Linked DNA regions of Homo sapiens: region 1 is linked to region 2. Evidence: chromatin loops called from intact Hi-C (ENCODE). Cell type or tissue: dorsolateral prefrontal cortex. All regions are shown on one strand. Links, peaks and the distances in the headings refer to the core of each region. The heading gives the core; the rest is flanking DNA.

Region 1 (8,001 bases), core at 3,462-5,961, 61 kb after region 2:
CCTGCTCATTCACAGAACTTTTCAGATAAAGAGTACCATAAAGGTATAAGTCACTATTACCCTTTAACCAATACCAGAATAAAGGAGTTAATTATTTTTTAGTCAATACCAGAATAAGGGAGTTGGGTTAATCTCTAAATTATATTAACCTTGGATATTTCTTCACTGTGGTGTAGAGGAAGCCGATGATTTAAACACCATGGAAACTAGAAGCACACTCTCTCTCTTTGAGGGGAGTTTATTTGTTCACCTACATATCATTTTTCATTTTAACAGGTTTGATCAATTAAAAAAGAGCATGATGATTTGAACACCAGTCAAAATTATCATCTGATTGGCCAGATCTTGTTTTCCCAATGATTTTATGAGTTTATTTGTTTGCTTTTCCTCTAAAGGCAGTAAAAAAGAATTAAAACTAGTCAGCATTTGCCAAATTCCTGAAATTACAATTTGAGCCACTAAAAATTTTAAAAACTACAATTGTCCATCGGAAGATGAGTGGATAAAGAATGTGGTATATATACACAGTGGAATATTATTTAGCCTTACAAAAGGAAACCCTGCAATGTGCAACAACATGACAACACTGATGAATCTTGAGGATGCTATGCTAAGTGGAATCAGCCCAGCACAGGACAAATACTACACGACTCCCCTCATATGAAGCATGTAAAATAGTCAAACTCATAGAAGCAGGGAGTAGGATGGTGGTTTCCAGGGCCTGGAAGGAGGAGGAAATGGAGAACTGCTGTTCAATGGGTATGAAATTTCAGTTATGCAAGATGAGTAAGCTCTAGAGGCACTGTCCCTATGACTAACAACATTGTATTGTACATTTAAAAACACAATAAGAGGGTAAATTTCATGTTAAATGTGCTTAGCATAATGTTTTTAAAAAGAAAGAAAAACATTAAGTTATATAATTGATCCTAAATCATCATTTCAATATATTTTTGATAATTACCTTCAAGGATTGAGAAGCAGAGTTCCGAAGCATCCCTAAGACAGGAGGGCATCAGAAATGTTATGCCAGTGAACCACACATGGACCTTTAAGATGGTTCGATCAGGTTCCGTTATTTTATAAGAAACTGACATACTGAGAGGTTACGTGCTAAGTTCAACCTGAGGCATCCAGTTTGTATCAGGACTCAGGTTGGTGCCCATGTTCTCTGATCCGCAGCACAGTCTCCCTTTTGGTCTTTCACAGTGCCAGTGCGTAGGAGGTGGGAAAGACCACAGGTTCATCCAATGATAGAGCTGCAAAGGATTTTGGAGTTCATCTACATGAACTCCCATCGTTTGGCAGATTAAAACATTGAAGCCAAGTGAATAAATACAATGTATACACATTGTACACAAAGGACAGTTTTTCAGTATAATGATGTCCCTTTGTTACTTTATAATGTGGTTTGAAACAAAGTATACTTTTAATGGAGAATAAGATTACTGAATCATTGTTCACCCTAGAAGTTGAGAAGACTTCCCATACTAGTGACAGTATGACTTGGTTTGCTAAAGGATGGGAAATTCTAGAGTTTGCATTTTAATTTACTATTTACTTTAGAATGATGGCTCCCAAACTTTTAATTTATTCTTTTCAATAAACATAAAAATCTCAAGCTTTTCTCATATAGTTGAATTCCAAAATAGGTATTCCAATTTCCTTTTTAAATATATACATATGTATTTTGTTACACTCTGAGGTATTGTGGCAGCTACGGAAATCAACACAGTTGACTGACAGCCTAGCTGCCACTCCTCTTGGGTCCCCCAGTGCATTTGCACCCCAGCCACACTCCCCCCAGGAGGTTGCTAGTTAACAGCTGAGGAGGCTGGGGACTCGTGAAAGCTCATTTCTGAACATTCCCCCAGTGGGCAACGTTGGCCTAAACACTCCTCATCAGCCTGCCGAAATTCAATACTGCATTGTAAGTTTGAGACATTCTCTGCTCGATTTTCCTTTCTTCTCCCTCTTCTTTCAAGCTATCAGATTTGCATGGAAGTCTAAAGCCTCTCCCTGCCTGCTCTGGCTGCCTACCCTCTTCCCCATCTCTTTTAATCCCATCTCATCTTGGCATCTGTCTCTTGGATGACTCAAAAGAAAACAAATATGTGGGTTTTTTTTTCTAATTATACCTATCTTTTCCCCCACTGACATTCTAATACTTGCCCTAGACCCAGGAAGCATGTCCCACTTCCTTCTTCCTCCCTATGAGTTGAGAATTACCATTAGACAATAGTGGCTAAATTATTTAACACTGATTAATTAGCCAATATTTGGGGGGCACAAAGTCTATGATATTATTATTATATAATAATATATTACTATAGGATAAGTACACAAATAAATCAAAAGTCCACTAGGAGCTTATAATCAAGTTAAGGAGCAATGATTTACAGAGAAAATGTGGTTTTAATAATAATACAAACAATAACAATTTTAAGGTCTGAGTTTATGCATCTATCTGTTTGTCTGTCTACCTGTCTGTCTAATCTATCCGAACAGATTTCCAGTGTACAAGGTTAGGAGAGAAGGAACCATTGTTACAGCCTTCCAACATTGTCATTTTCTTCTCCGTAAAAACTGAATAATTTAATACGAAGGATCATGGTGAGAAATAACTAGAATGTTGGTAAACTACCTATAAATCCCAAGGGATTGTGAATAGAAGTTACTTCTTCCTGCTGCCACAGGGTTTCATTTTCGACATGCTCTTGTATTCTTTAGCATTAACCATCTATCTTATATATACCTCTCAGCTGCAGTGCACAGGGGCTACCAGGAAAGACTGGAAGGAGTGGGGGTGGAGAGGCAGGAGAAGCAGGAGAGAAACACTGTGAATTCCGATCATGTAGCCTGGAAAAAGCAATGCGATGCTAATCCTACAATAGTAAATTTCTTCTTATCCCCTGAAACTGAGGCTGACATTTCCATTTATTCATTCAGTTCCTTTAGACTCCTTGTCAAATCTCTTCTAGTTGCCAAGCAACAGTAACAGCAGTTCTGTACATAAGCATTAGGCAACAACTATTGTCAATGTTTCTCCTTTCTGTTAATGGGAAATTTAATGACCCTTTCCTATGAGAAAATGATGACAAGAACCTGTTTCATGGTGAAATCTGAAAGCTGTGTGGCTTGTGTTCTTGTTTGAATCCAAGGGTTGGACTAAATTGACTTCTACACTCCTGCAAATTTTTCCCCAAAGCTTCCATGGTTTGCACTTTCAAAACAACTACTTAGCATTAAAACTTGTGTCAAATCCCATGAAGCGAGTTATCTATTAAATGGAGTTAATGTTTTAAAGATGCATAATGATGGGTTTCTTCTGTACTCTCTCTAATCAAATGCTTGGATTTTTCTGACCATACTCCACCCCACATAAAGATTTGAACTATATGTCACTACTCTGTAAAATGCAGATCAAGAGAGTTACAAGAAAAAATAATAAAATAGTACATATTTATTCAAAAATAATTAAAAATCTGCTCATCCGTTGGGGACAGACACCACGACACACAGACATGAACACCTTCTATCTCCATCATCTGCAGAGACATTGAATATGTCACCTCTCTGGACAAGAGACTTTTCTCCTTTTTACTATTCCTTGTTTTTTATTTGAATGATTCTACACAATTATTGTTTATAAACCAATTTACCTCTATAACTGTAACAGTTCTAAAAGCTATTCACAGTGAGTGGCGCAGCTCAGCGATGACATTATAGACTGAGCTGTTCCCCATTTCCATATCATCGTATTGTCTAGTCTCACTTATTTTTTGTAGGCTCAGCAATAGCTATAAACGTTTGAAAAAGTCAAGTTCGCTTTTATGTTCTTTTTCTCATTTGGTCTTTTTACTTTTTCTTTCCAATCTTGGTTCTATGGGAAAATATATATATATATATATATATATATATATATATTTTTTTTTTTTTTTTTTTTTTTCCAGATCGAGTCTCACTCTTTTGCCCAGGCTGGAGTGAAGTAGCATGCTCTCCACTCACTGCAACATCTGCTCCCTGGGTTCAAGAGATTCTCCTGCCTCAGCCTCCCAAGGAGTTGGGATTATAGGTGTCCACCACCACTCCCAGCTAATTTTTGTATTTTTAGTAGAGACGGGGTTTCGCCATGTTGGCCAGGCTGGTCTCGATCTCCTAACCTCAGGTGATCTGCCTGCCTTGGCCTCCCAAAGTGCAGGTGTGAGCCACCATGCCAGGCCTCAAACAAAAATGTTAATTAACTAGAGCTCTTTTTCCATTTTTTAATTGTGAAATAAACAGATAAGCTCCCCCAGATTCTTTCTAGTTTATATCGTTAAGAGCTCATAAAGCAGCTCTACATTTATTATTGTACTTGATGACTTTGTGAGGCAGATTTTATTATCATGTCCAATTTACAGATTAGGAAATTGAGGCCCAGAAAAGTTAAGTGGCTTATTTCAGGGTGCTCAACTAATAATCTCTGACTTCTGTCTCCAAACTCCACACTCTTTCCACAGCCTTACCTTGTTGGAGATCACTTCCCAAGTGTACTGGGTCCTCTAAAGTGGCTTAGAGGTCACTCATTGGAATTAGTTATCAGTGCATAATTGGACACTTTGCAACTATTAACCCCATTTACAAAGATCTTCTTTACTTTCCATCACCAAGTTTTACTGCTGAATTGTATTCTATTTAAACTGATTTATGGGAATGCATTAAAAATATCTGACTAAAATTTCTATTTTGTCTATACCAGTTCTAATAATCCTTTCTTATTCAGTTAAAATTATTTAAACATTTATAAATCTAATTTACCTTGGTACCCACATATTTTACACAGAAATAATCTAACAGTGACTATTAAGCTGTACACTGAAATCATCTATAAATTTCTAGTATTCAATTTCTTTAAAAATACATTATTTAGAAAAGAAGCTATTAAAAAATGAGTATGCCCTAAATATAAGATCAGATTAGCCCAAAGATTTTGTTCTGATAGCTCACCTTCACAGAGTGACATTTGGGGAATTTTTTTCTCCCTTTATTTTTTTATTTCATGCAGCAGGATATGACCGGTTACTCAGCAAAGGACCTCATTTGGTATTGTGAAGCCTACCTGAGACCACCTGTATTTGATGATTATGTAAACATACTACTTTTCTGAAGAACCACAGGTGGTCAACGTAAGTAACCCAAGTTTCTGTTTTTAGAAGCAATTTAAAATATGCTTTATTTAATAGCAAAAAGAGTACTAAAATGAGATGACATTTCCATTAACCTACATTTCATTTTTCAAGAAGACTTGAGATTTTGCAAAACATCGTAAATGGGAAATGAAGTCTCTAAAGAACTTAACAATTCAAGCAGGCGTGTCCATTCATTCATTATTCATTCATTTATCTAACTCTATCTGGGGGTCAACTATGTATCAAACCCAAGAATAGTAATAGTAAGACCCATTCTCTGCCTCCAAGAAGCACAGTCTCACATGGGGAGACAGAGCCACAACTAACAATTACACTCCGTGGAATAACAGCTGCAGTGGAGAATGCAGAGAAGCCCACAGAAGTACAAGGTGAATGACAGAGGAAGGGCGAATCATTCAGGCAGGGTAGGAGAAAGAAGAGAGTTGAGTCCCTGAGGAGGACATCCCAGACAGAGGAAACAGCCTTTGCAAAGGAGGCAGACACATTCAAGGTCAGGGTGGCGAATGAGAGATGCGTGGAGATGCGGCAGTGGATAAGGGTGTAAAAGGTGGACGGGGTCCACTCATGCAGGGGATGTATGTTATGCCGAAGAGACCAGACTCTGATTGCAACCATATTTTCAATTTAAATCCTTATCGTTATAATCCAACAAGGTAGAGATATTTTAAAATGAAACAGTTAAAATGATTGTCAATTTTAAGTTTCAGTTGTCTTGAATATTAAACCTGAAATCATTAGCTACCTGCTTCTTTGGACTAAAAGCTGCATGAAGGCAGGAATCATTTCCTCACCAAAGCACCTACTCGAATTCATCCAATAGAGGACCCACTAGAGACAGCTGATGAACTCATTGGATTCCAACACTTCTTATGAAGTAATTAATTTCCCACAGTGCTCGACTAGATACTGCATCACCAACACTAAATAGATGTTTTATCTGATCTCTACAAGCTTGTAATCTAAGACATAACAGTTGTTATTCTTAATTTTGAGAATTAAAATGTCATTGCTCTGTGTGACAGATTGAGAAACAAACTAATCATAAAAATTTTTAGGCCATAAAAGCTAATAACTAAAGACAGTAAGTATACTAAAATAAATCAATGTCAAATTATAAACGTTCAGAATTTTCAGTTGTTTATTATGATTTATTTCATTGAGTTGAGAAATCTATTAACCTTTTGACATGGGAAGATGGAATTCACTAAATAAGTTAGAGAAGCACTACTTCCATTGTCATCACCCTCTTTCAAAATAGTGCCAACATTTTTATAAGTTACGGAAATGCAGTGGGAAAACACTACTGTTAATTGTCAGGTAGACATCTGACACTGCTCATGAGGAGTGGGATGACTGTGGCTCTTAAGCCTATGCATGGAGCATTTACACTGAACCTCTGTGATCTGTGTGCTAACAGATCAGCCTATTTTCCCTCATTGGCATGATGCCACCTCTGTTTTGAATAAGACACTCTAATGTCGGCTGCTCTGCCTACCATATTGGTCTGTCCACCAGCCATGTTTTGCAGGGATCAATTGCTATGAGTCTGATTCTTTAAAGTGCTTTTCCTTTCCATGGTCCAACTTTAGGAGCTGTTCTATCTCAACAGATATTAGGAAAGGGGCTGCCAATCCTCGATCAGCACCATGGCGCCCAACCCAGATTCTCAAATTGGGGAATACATATTCTCACTTGAATATATGACTGTGAGTTCAGACATTATATGAAGAAGCCATGACATAAAAGGGACATCTTGCTGCTATTTTTTACTCAATGGCCAATAAGTTTGTAAAGATATAGGAAAAAACAAACTCCGCTTCTCCTACTATGCTCTCACAATGCAGAATACTTCTGGGGACCTCTGGTCACCCAAATGTGTGGGGGACTTCTCTCCACCAAGTAATCGTTCAGCAGTGGATTCTTCAGCAGACATCAGCTGGGTGTTCTCCCACTTAGTTCTCCCAGTGTTAATTCTGACACTGTCTACCTGGAGATAGCATCAGATCCCACAGATTGAGAGCTCAGTTCCACAAGACCACCCCCCACTTCAGATACCAGCACAAGTACAATTGGCCCTCCATATCCACAGGTTCCATATCTGTGGATTCAACCAACCACAGAACCAAAATATTTGGGAAAAAAACAGTAAAAAATATCAGGAGTGTACTGAGTACCTATGGCTTTTGGAACATCATAAAATCAAAAAATCTTAAATCAAACCACCATAAATAAGGGACGGTCTATAATTTGCTAGAGTGGCTCACAGAACTCAGGGAACACATTTACTCGTTTATTACAAAGGATATTATTAAGGTTACTGATGAACACAAGAGAGAAGAGATACACAGGGCAAGGTATGTGGAAAGGGGTTCAAAGCTAACATGCCCTCTCTGGGTTCACCACCCCAAACCTCCAAGTATTTAGCTCAGTCCTTTTGGGTTTTTCCAGAGGCTTCGTTACATAGGCATGACTGCTTACATCATTGGCCACTGGTGATCAACTTAAACGTCAGCTCCTCTCTCCTCCTGCCAGTTTGGTGGGTAGGACTGAAAATTCCAACCCTCTAATCACCTGGTTGGTTCCCTGGGCAACCAGCCCCTATTGGACGATATCCAAGAGCCCTCAGCCAAAGATCAGCTCATCAGCATACAAAAAGACACTTATCATTTTGAAGATACCAAGGATTTTAGGAATGGTATATATATTTCATAATAAGTATCACAAAGTTACAGTGGTTTTATACTGAAATAATGTGTGGAATATATTATTAAATACAATGGATAAAAATTTTGCATCGATTTTTAAGACA
Region 2 (8,001 bases), core at 2,538-5,037:
TACTTTTCTAGGAAAATTTAATATGATAAACTTAATTGAACCTAAAAAAGAACTAGTAAAAATGATGATGAGATTTGTAAGTTTTAAAGAGTTAAAATTGTCTTAAAATCTAATACTAAATTCAGTGTCATTTTAAATCCAATTAACTATAAGTTCTTTATGTGCACAAACATCCCTTTGGACTTTAGAAAACTCAACTGACACCTATTATGTACTGAGTGTCCATCCTGCCATGTACTCACCTGTACGAGGTGAGTGTTACAACTGTATCTTTTTGCCAGATGATGTAAATGAGGCTTCCAGGGGCTAAGTGACATGACTAAGGTTACAGAGTTCATGAGCCAAAATTTCAATATAAATTTTAGGACCCTGTTCAGAAGCCGGTATCATTGTCAGTCTGACCTATGGATTGCTTCTGATTGGGAAGCTCCTAATCAAATAACCATGTGTTGTCTACTTACTGGCTTCTTCTTTAACTTTATCCATTTCTGCCATTAATGAAACTTCTTTGTCAATGATGCTGGGGAAAAACAAAAACAAAAACAAAAGCAAAGAATGCTTAATCAAAGATAAACTTTTAATAAGCACTGAAAGTAAAATTATTTTCATTAAACAAAATACAAAATTACCATAAATATTTCTATGCTACAATGCCAGCAGTACACTCTGCCTCTCCAAAAAATGAGGCAACATCGAAGGGATGTTCCCAAGGATTACATAGTGACATCTGCTGATTAAATCATTGTCAACAAACCTAAAAAAAAGTCTTTTAGACTTTCAGAATTGTGCTGCTTTGAATTTAAATTTGGGAATATTTTTGTCCTATACATTCCAAAGTTCCAAAACAATATAATAAGTATTTGAAAAGCTGGCACTTAGGTCCTTAAGGACTGTAGTTCCCAGTGTCTCTGTGCTCTACCCTGAGAGATTCTGGCTGGGAAGGAAGGAGATGGGCCCAATTCTGCTGCAGATGGTCCTGGGACCATACTTTGAGAAATATGGTCTGGGCCAATCCATCCACATGCTCAACAACATAAGTCTCTGCCTTTTTCATTCTCCCGAGTAAGCATTTCAAGGTTCTAATGAACTTTTTCTCGTATTTCATTTATTTTTTGGTTAGTCCTTCGAAAAGGTATTACCTGCATAAAGCTAACAATGATCTGTCCCAAAGTTTGCTTCTCTCCTATCCCATCCCAACCCCCAGTTCTCTAGTTCCCCTCCCAGAAGTAATGCATCATGACAAATTCCTTATATGTCCTTTTACAGATTTTTATGTAGGAAGGAGTGAAGAGAGGTTTCAGCAAAAAGGCAGGGAGCTGTGCAGGGTGAAGAGCCTGGGGAAAATCCCCAGGGTGGGTGAGCACAGATGTCAGATTATCTTTATATTTTTAGTTTAGTCATAATATTTAAATATATATCTTTAAAACATAAGGACTTCTGGGGACCACAATAATTTACTATAGCATCTATAAAACATTCACAATAATTTAATGGTATCAGATATCTACTTAGTATTCAAATTTCCCCAACTGTCCCATAAATCTTTTTTTTTTTTAACAGTGTGTTAAAACCAGGATCTAAACAAGCCCTGTTCATTCCAATTGGTTGATTGACTCTTAAATCTGTTTTAATCCAGAGGTTCCCTCTCATCTGTTTTCTCATCCCCTTTGCAATTTATTTGTTGAAGAAATTAGGTTGTTTGTCCTGAAGAGTTGTGCAAAGCCTGAATTTTGCTGATTACATCTCCATGGTGTTATTTAGCCTGTTCTTTTGTATTTCCTATAAATTTGTTATTAGATGTAGAAATCTGATTAGATTCAGGTTTTATTTTCTTAGGAGGAACACTTGATAAGTGTATTGTGTCATTATGTGTGTGCTGATGGAAGTATACGATATGAACTACTCCACCTGAAAAAAAATGAGACTGAATTTAATCAAATTTCTACATCTAAAATGGCAAATTTATAGGAAATACAAAAGACATCTCTCTTTTTTATGATCTTAGCAGCCATTGATGATCATTGCCTAGATTTTATAGGGTTTGCAAAATTGAGATATTCACATTCTATAACTCTTTCTTATTTCCTGGAATTCTTCCATAAAGAGAAACTTTATCAATGATTTGGTTATCATGAAGTATAGTTTGCATAGGTAAGGTAGGATGAATGCTTGATTCTCCCCTTTTGTTTTCAAAATGATAGTTGGTTCCTTAGCATCCTTCAAAGGTAATCAAGAAGATTTTTTTGCTTGTTTGTATATTTTAATTATACACATTAATTATAAACTCATATTTAATGTGCTTCAAAACACTGTTATCATCTTTATTACTCTCAGATTGTTCCATCACATGGACTTTTTCTTCTCCATCAGATGTACTTTTGCAATTTAAAGTGTGTTGAAAATTTACTTCCTCTGAAAAATTTTGCAGTATTTGTCAAAGTAAGAAGTGACTTCTGGAATATATCCATAGCAGTTTAGGGGCTCCTCAAGTAGACTGTGCAACCTAAATACTTGAAGAGTAAAGGACTGTGTGCTGAGGAACTCAGCTCTTCCCAACCAGGAAATCCTAGTGGAAAGGACTAATTGCACAGTGCATGGCATGTTCTCCAGAACTGGGCTCTAAGCCTAGTCCCTCAACTGCAGACAACATCAGCCAGCCCCATGACACACATGGCTTACGGTCACTGGATATGATCACTTTGGTGTAACCAACATATCAGGACGCCTGTCCCTTACCTATTGACATTACATAGGTATGTCAGTGTGTTTTAAATATAGGAAATGCATGATACAGAAAGGTGTACAGTGAGAAGGAACTCTTTATCCCATCTCTGCCCCAACTTACTCAGTTCCCCTCCTTGGAGGTCTCCAATGTGACAAGTTCTTGCATTTCCAGAGACTGTCTATGTAATCAACCAGCATATATTCAGTAATTGTATGAAATGCCGGGTTGAGTCAATAGGCTTTGTGCTCCTGTGATTATGAGCTTCTCTGCCAAGTTCACAAACATAGCCATGACAGAGGCATCTGTGTGTGTGTGTGTGTGTGTGTGTGTGTGTGTGTGTATGTATGTTTTCATTATTTACAACCTTCTTAGAGAGGGGCACTGCTACCTTACTTTAGGGAAACAAAGACTGTTCGAGACAAGCTGTTGGGGAGATATGGGGAGAATCTACAGATGTGGAGCCAGAAGCCCAAACTACAAATATATGGTTAAGCTACTCTGCTTGAGGACATGTTTTGAATTTTTATCCCTTACAGAAAGGGAAGAGAGAAGACAGAAAACTCAGCACGACGACATTCTTTGTGGGAGAGCTGAGAAGGATGTGAGAGGACCTGCCAGGACTCATTGGGGAAATAGTGAAAAGCAGATAGAGAGGAAAGAAAATGACGATGGCAAGAAGAAGCAATTAGGATTCCCTTCCCTGAATCAACTAGAAGGCTTTATAAATAGAGTCCCTGGGTTTAGAGAGCATGCCCAGCACACACTAAGGGAAATACTGCTGCATGTGACACAAGACTGGCATGTCCTCAGATGCCCAGTGGAGGGGAGAGGAGCAGACTGCAGGCAAAGCAGAGGTCCTGGAGGCTTGGGAATCCTCCCACTTGTGTGTGGGGTTGGTGGAATGGTGGTGTGTGCAAGGGCCTTTGCTAATTTCTTTATCAGCTACAAGACCATCGTAACACTTTTGTTGATCAAATTTGTTAACATAATTTTGTGCCCAGAGAATTTACAAGATGGACATTTGGGGTACAATACTTGTCCCCGGGTCTAACACATATTAAACAAAGCTGGGCATTTATATACAATGGTTAGTTCAGACCTTCTGGGCTAGCAACAGGAGGGAAGAGGGTTTACACAATAAATTGTTAATCTGCTTAATGCACACCCTTGAGGATGTGAAAGAGCCTGTGAAGTTGGCATCAAACCAGGCTTCCGTTTCTCTGGGTATTTCCATAGAAGATTGTCTGCAAGCATCGTAGTAATTCAAGCTCTGCTATCTATGGGTGGCTGCTTTCAAAACTCATGTGCACAAAGGCAAGTCAGTGATCTCTGCTGACTCAGGACCCAGCTTGGAGCTGATGAACTGATGCAAACCAAGATCAGGGGCCAGCCCAGGGCAGATAAACCCGGCCTGCCCTTGAGAATCTCAATGTGTAGACCTGAGAGTTCCTTGAGTTTTGCTTTCCAGGCAGTAGGCTTGTCAAGGGAAGAATAATGGTGGGAAGTGGATGTGGAGGAAGTAGTAAAGCCAGCCTGTCCTTTGGCAGGCTGTCAGACAGTGAGGAGCCAGCCTTACATCAAGCGAGTGCCAGACTAAAAGAAGGTCAGAGAGGAAAGACCATGCCTAAATCCTTCTAAATGCCCACAAAGCCTGGGGTGTCTGGGTGTGTCACATCCAGTTTTGGGAGTAATTTCATCGGTGCCATTTCCATGTTCTGTGGAATCTTCTTAGAGGTACCAGGACAGAGACAGACACGTATGGGTGGTCAAGTGTGGCTTGACAACTCTGCAGGCTGGATAGGACAGAGGGCACTTGGCAAAGCCCTGGTATGGAGTTACCAGATATGGAGGGAGGAGCGAGTCCCTTGGAGAGGAATGACATTAGGGAGTTGATGAGTCACAGAAGAATCAGAGACAGTATCATCAACCACATTCCTACTGTGGAAGCTGCAAGGTCACACACTTGCTTTCGAGGTACACCTCTGCAGACACATATCAGCCCTCAGTTGCCTCGAAATGTGAGCTGATCACTTTCTGAGTGCAGATGGTGGGCCAGGCACATTAGGTAGAGTGCCAGTGCCTTCCTGGAATGATCTCATCTAAGCTTCCTGACATCCCAGGAGGAGCAAGCCTGGCTTTCTCCTTGCCACAGGGGCTTGAAACAAGCCCTTCCCTCTACCTTGAAGACAACTCTTCTGCTTAACCTTGCTTCTCTTCATCTAATCAGCTCTGAGTCCTCCTTCAGGTCTTTGCTTAATCGTCACTTCCTTAGAGAGCTCTGACTAAGTTTTTAAAAACTTCTGTTCAATTTCATGATCTTAGACTTATTATGGGTTGCTCAATAAAAATTTCTTGATAGTGATGAATATAAGGGAAGACAACATATTCATTTTTCTGTGGCATAACAATAATGAAACTTACTAGTACATTGTGGTGCTTGCATATACATCACATTTATGCAAAACTTTTGGTCACTGACAGAATTTAATCATTGGAGACATAAGCTTATGAGTAAAGGTGTCATGATACTCACCAAACACACAAGGTTTGGCTGAGTCAAAACAGGCAGTTTGCAAACTATGGTGGTTTAATTACTGAAATTTGTTCTCCCACCACTGATCATCTGAAATGCTAAGTTCTGAATGTTTTTGCTTTTCAACAGTGATCCTGAGTACTTGACAGAAATACATAACTCTTTAATTGGCTTTCCACTGGCCACTAAAAGTTTTCTAAATGGTTGGGTAAAGCCCTCTGGAGGGCACCAGGCACGTCAAACGTGTTCTACATAAACAGAGTTCCCGTAAAATCCACGCGGACCTCACATGTTTCAGATGTGCCCTTTCTCCTTCTAAAAACACATCTTCTCATTTTAGCCAAACTGCCTGGATAGTAAAATTTTATTTTGTTGCCATAAAAAAGCTTTTATTATCAAAGCAATAAGGTGTAAGGAGGAGATTACCATGGCAAAGACTTTACAGTTTATTATATAGTTAATCACAGAGATAAAGTGTCATTTTATAAAAATGTTTCCACTGTCTTGATTCCTTTCTATAGAGCACTGATAATAACAATAATGAAAAGAATCAGAAAGCCTCGTTAGTAGTAATAGATTTATCATTTTCTCCCCTGTGAAAGGCTCTTTAAATTTGGAGATGGAGGCATTGAGTGACAAAATTGATTCATTTGGAAGCTTGGGTGAGTCATGTCAGGCCTAGTGTTCTTCAAATACAAAGATGCCACCATAGAGAGGCAGCCACAGGACCATCAATGTAGTTGATAAGCTGGAGAGCAGAACCTGCTGGTAGATACCGAGGAATGAAAGCAGAATTTCAAAGGGGAGGTGAAGAACTCAATCTGTAACAACAGCCAGAGTTAGATGTTAAAGATTTAAAACCAGGCCACATTCCATCTTCCATGCATTTGCCTCAGGGAGACTAGAGTGAGAGGAATTGCCGGGGACCATCTGATCCCAGACAATTTTGCTGCAGAACCTTCTTGTGGGGAAAGTACTTCAGCTGGAGCTTAACTCATCATTCGCCAAGCCAACAATTGCAGAATGGGAGCATGGGGAGGGAGGCAGGCCCAGCAGGAGGCGCATGCAGTAGAAAGAGAAGGTGGGAACTGCTGGAGAGAAAGGATGCTATGAATGCTAATGAATATTTCAGCCTTCCTGGCCTCTACCAAATAGCATAAAGCATGCCAAAGACTGATAAGCCCTACAGCCAGGCTTCCCTGCATAAAGAATTTCCATTTCTTTCACTAAAAAGAAAAGAGTGGTATAAAAACATCTCCCTCCACTGTGGGCTCTGCCGCTTCTTAATGCAAAGGAATAAGAACTGTGACCAACGGTTCTAACATCCCCTGAGAGGGATGTCAGCTGGGCTGATAGCCTAGTAGTGCCCACTGACCACCACGTGGGCCTTGAGCTGGCAAGCTACAGTTGCCCCGTACTAGCTAGCACTGAGCATCTGTGTCCCTTCCCTTAAATTTTGCCCACTAGTTGCAAGGCAGGAAAACTTCCTTTATACATTTAAGGCCTAATGTACTGTTCCCATGAGTACCATTTCTGGTCCAACTCCCCAAGTATTACCAGCAATTATTGGGCCCAGGGCAAAGCTAGTCAGGGGTTTCAGCTCACCAATTTCTCAATTGCAATTTCTCAATTTCTTTGTTGCAGCTGTCAACAAAGATGCTTCCCTGGCTTGACAGCCACAAATGCAGAAAGACCGTACGGTTCTTTATTCCCAGGGTCAGGAGGCCTGGCAGCCCTAACTGTAAAGGGCACTCACGTTCTTGCACACTGCCAATTCCCGGCTCTTCCTTGCTGTTCTGCTCCCCATCCTGTCCTCTCTCCTGCACCCTCTATGCTGGTTACTGGTGTCATCTCTCACCCAGTGTCCATGGCTCCTCTTCCTTCACTTCCCACATGGTTACATCCTTGGAAGTCTACCCCAGAAATGTCTGTCTGTCCCATGCACCTCTCCACTTCCACTGACTCTTATTTAACCCTGAGCACATTACCCAGTCCTTGGCTATTTGTTGTTGTTTATTGTTACACTGCTGGAATTCCCGGGTCTGTCACCTTCCACTCTGTATATATTTGCATTTAGGTTTTATAACAACCTGAATTCTTTTCAAAACTGAAAAATAATAATAGATTTTTTTTTTTTTAAATGCAGCACTGGTGACAAATTGGTCCTTCTAAAGATTTATTGGGTTTAACAGTGTTATTTGGTAAACATATAAAACCCTGCATACATGTCCACAGCATGTAGACTGGGGTTAGCACATAACCCTTTGAAAGGCTGCCTACTAATCACGCTCATCCGGGAAATAGAGTGGGGGTGCCTCAAGCATGAACCACACTCAACATACAAAGCAAAGTCAAAATCCATCTGACTGTCAATGAACATCAATGACTACACTCAATTGCCAATCAGGCTGACATTTTATTTCTACTACTTTTATGAGAGGCAATACAATGTGTTAATATTGTTTAGTCTGCATATTTTATGTTGGAATCATACAATGATTTGAAATCATGGTTAATAAATTGTTCATCATACTGTCTGAGGTGCATTTCTGGGATGAGACACACAGATTTAGTATAAGGACTAACTCTCAACATTAGTAATATTTTGGAGTTCTTCAAAAAGGACATAATTAATTAAAAAATATACAGGGATTTCTTTTTCTTATTGGAATTTTTTAAATGACAGAATAGCATAATCCCATAGTATGGAAATCCCACAACATTAAATGTTCAACTGAAAAAT

Evidence for each region. Peaks named below come from ENCODE experiments on the same cell type or tissue, not always from the same donor. Only the 100,000 strongest peaks of a DNase experiment are listed, where the experiment ranks them.
Region 1: it touches region 2 in a loop (2.0-fold over the local background); 6 of 110 quality-filtered maps call a loop at or near these places.

Annotation. Positions count from the first base shown.
Region 1 is chr2:200,391,960-200,399,960 of GRCh38, reverse strand. All of the region lies in intron 3 of SPATS2L (spermatogenesis associated serine rich 2 like), which reads right to left. It overlaps LOC101927741 (a long non-coding RNA gene), which reads left to right. Exons shown (of 7, transcript XR_007088047.1): 7 at 1-3,306. Among named protein-coding and RNA genes, the nearest start is that of SPATS2L, 89 kb to the right of the region's middle. In dorsolateral prefrontal cortex, for the core only: no CTCF peak of the experiment used is centred there; no DNase peak of the experiment used is centred there.
Region 2 is chr2:200,452,288-200,460,288 of GRCh38, reverse strand. It overlaps SPATS2L (spermatogenesis associated serine rich 2 like), which reads right to left. Exons shown (of 13, transcript NM_001100423.2): 9 at 462-520. The region is part of intron 2 of LOC101927741 (a long non-coding RNA gene); the gene reads left to right. Among named protein-coding and RNA genes, the nearest start is that of KCTD18, 54 kb to the left of the region's middle. In dorsolateral prefrontal cortex, for the core only: no CTCF peak of the experiment used is centred there; a DNase peak (open chromatin) is centred at 4,078; H3K27ac peaks cover 2,500 bases.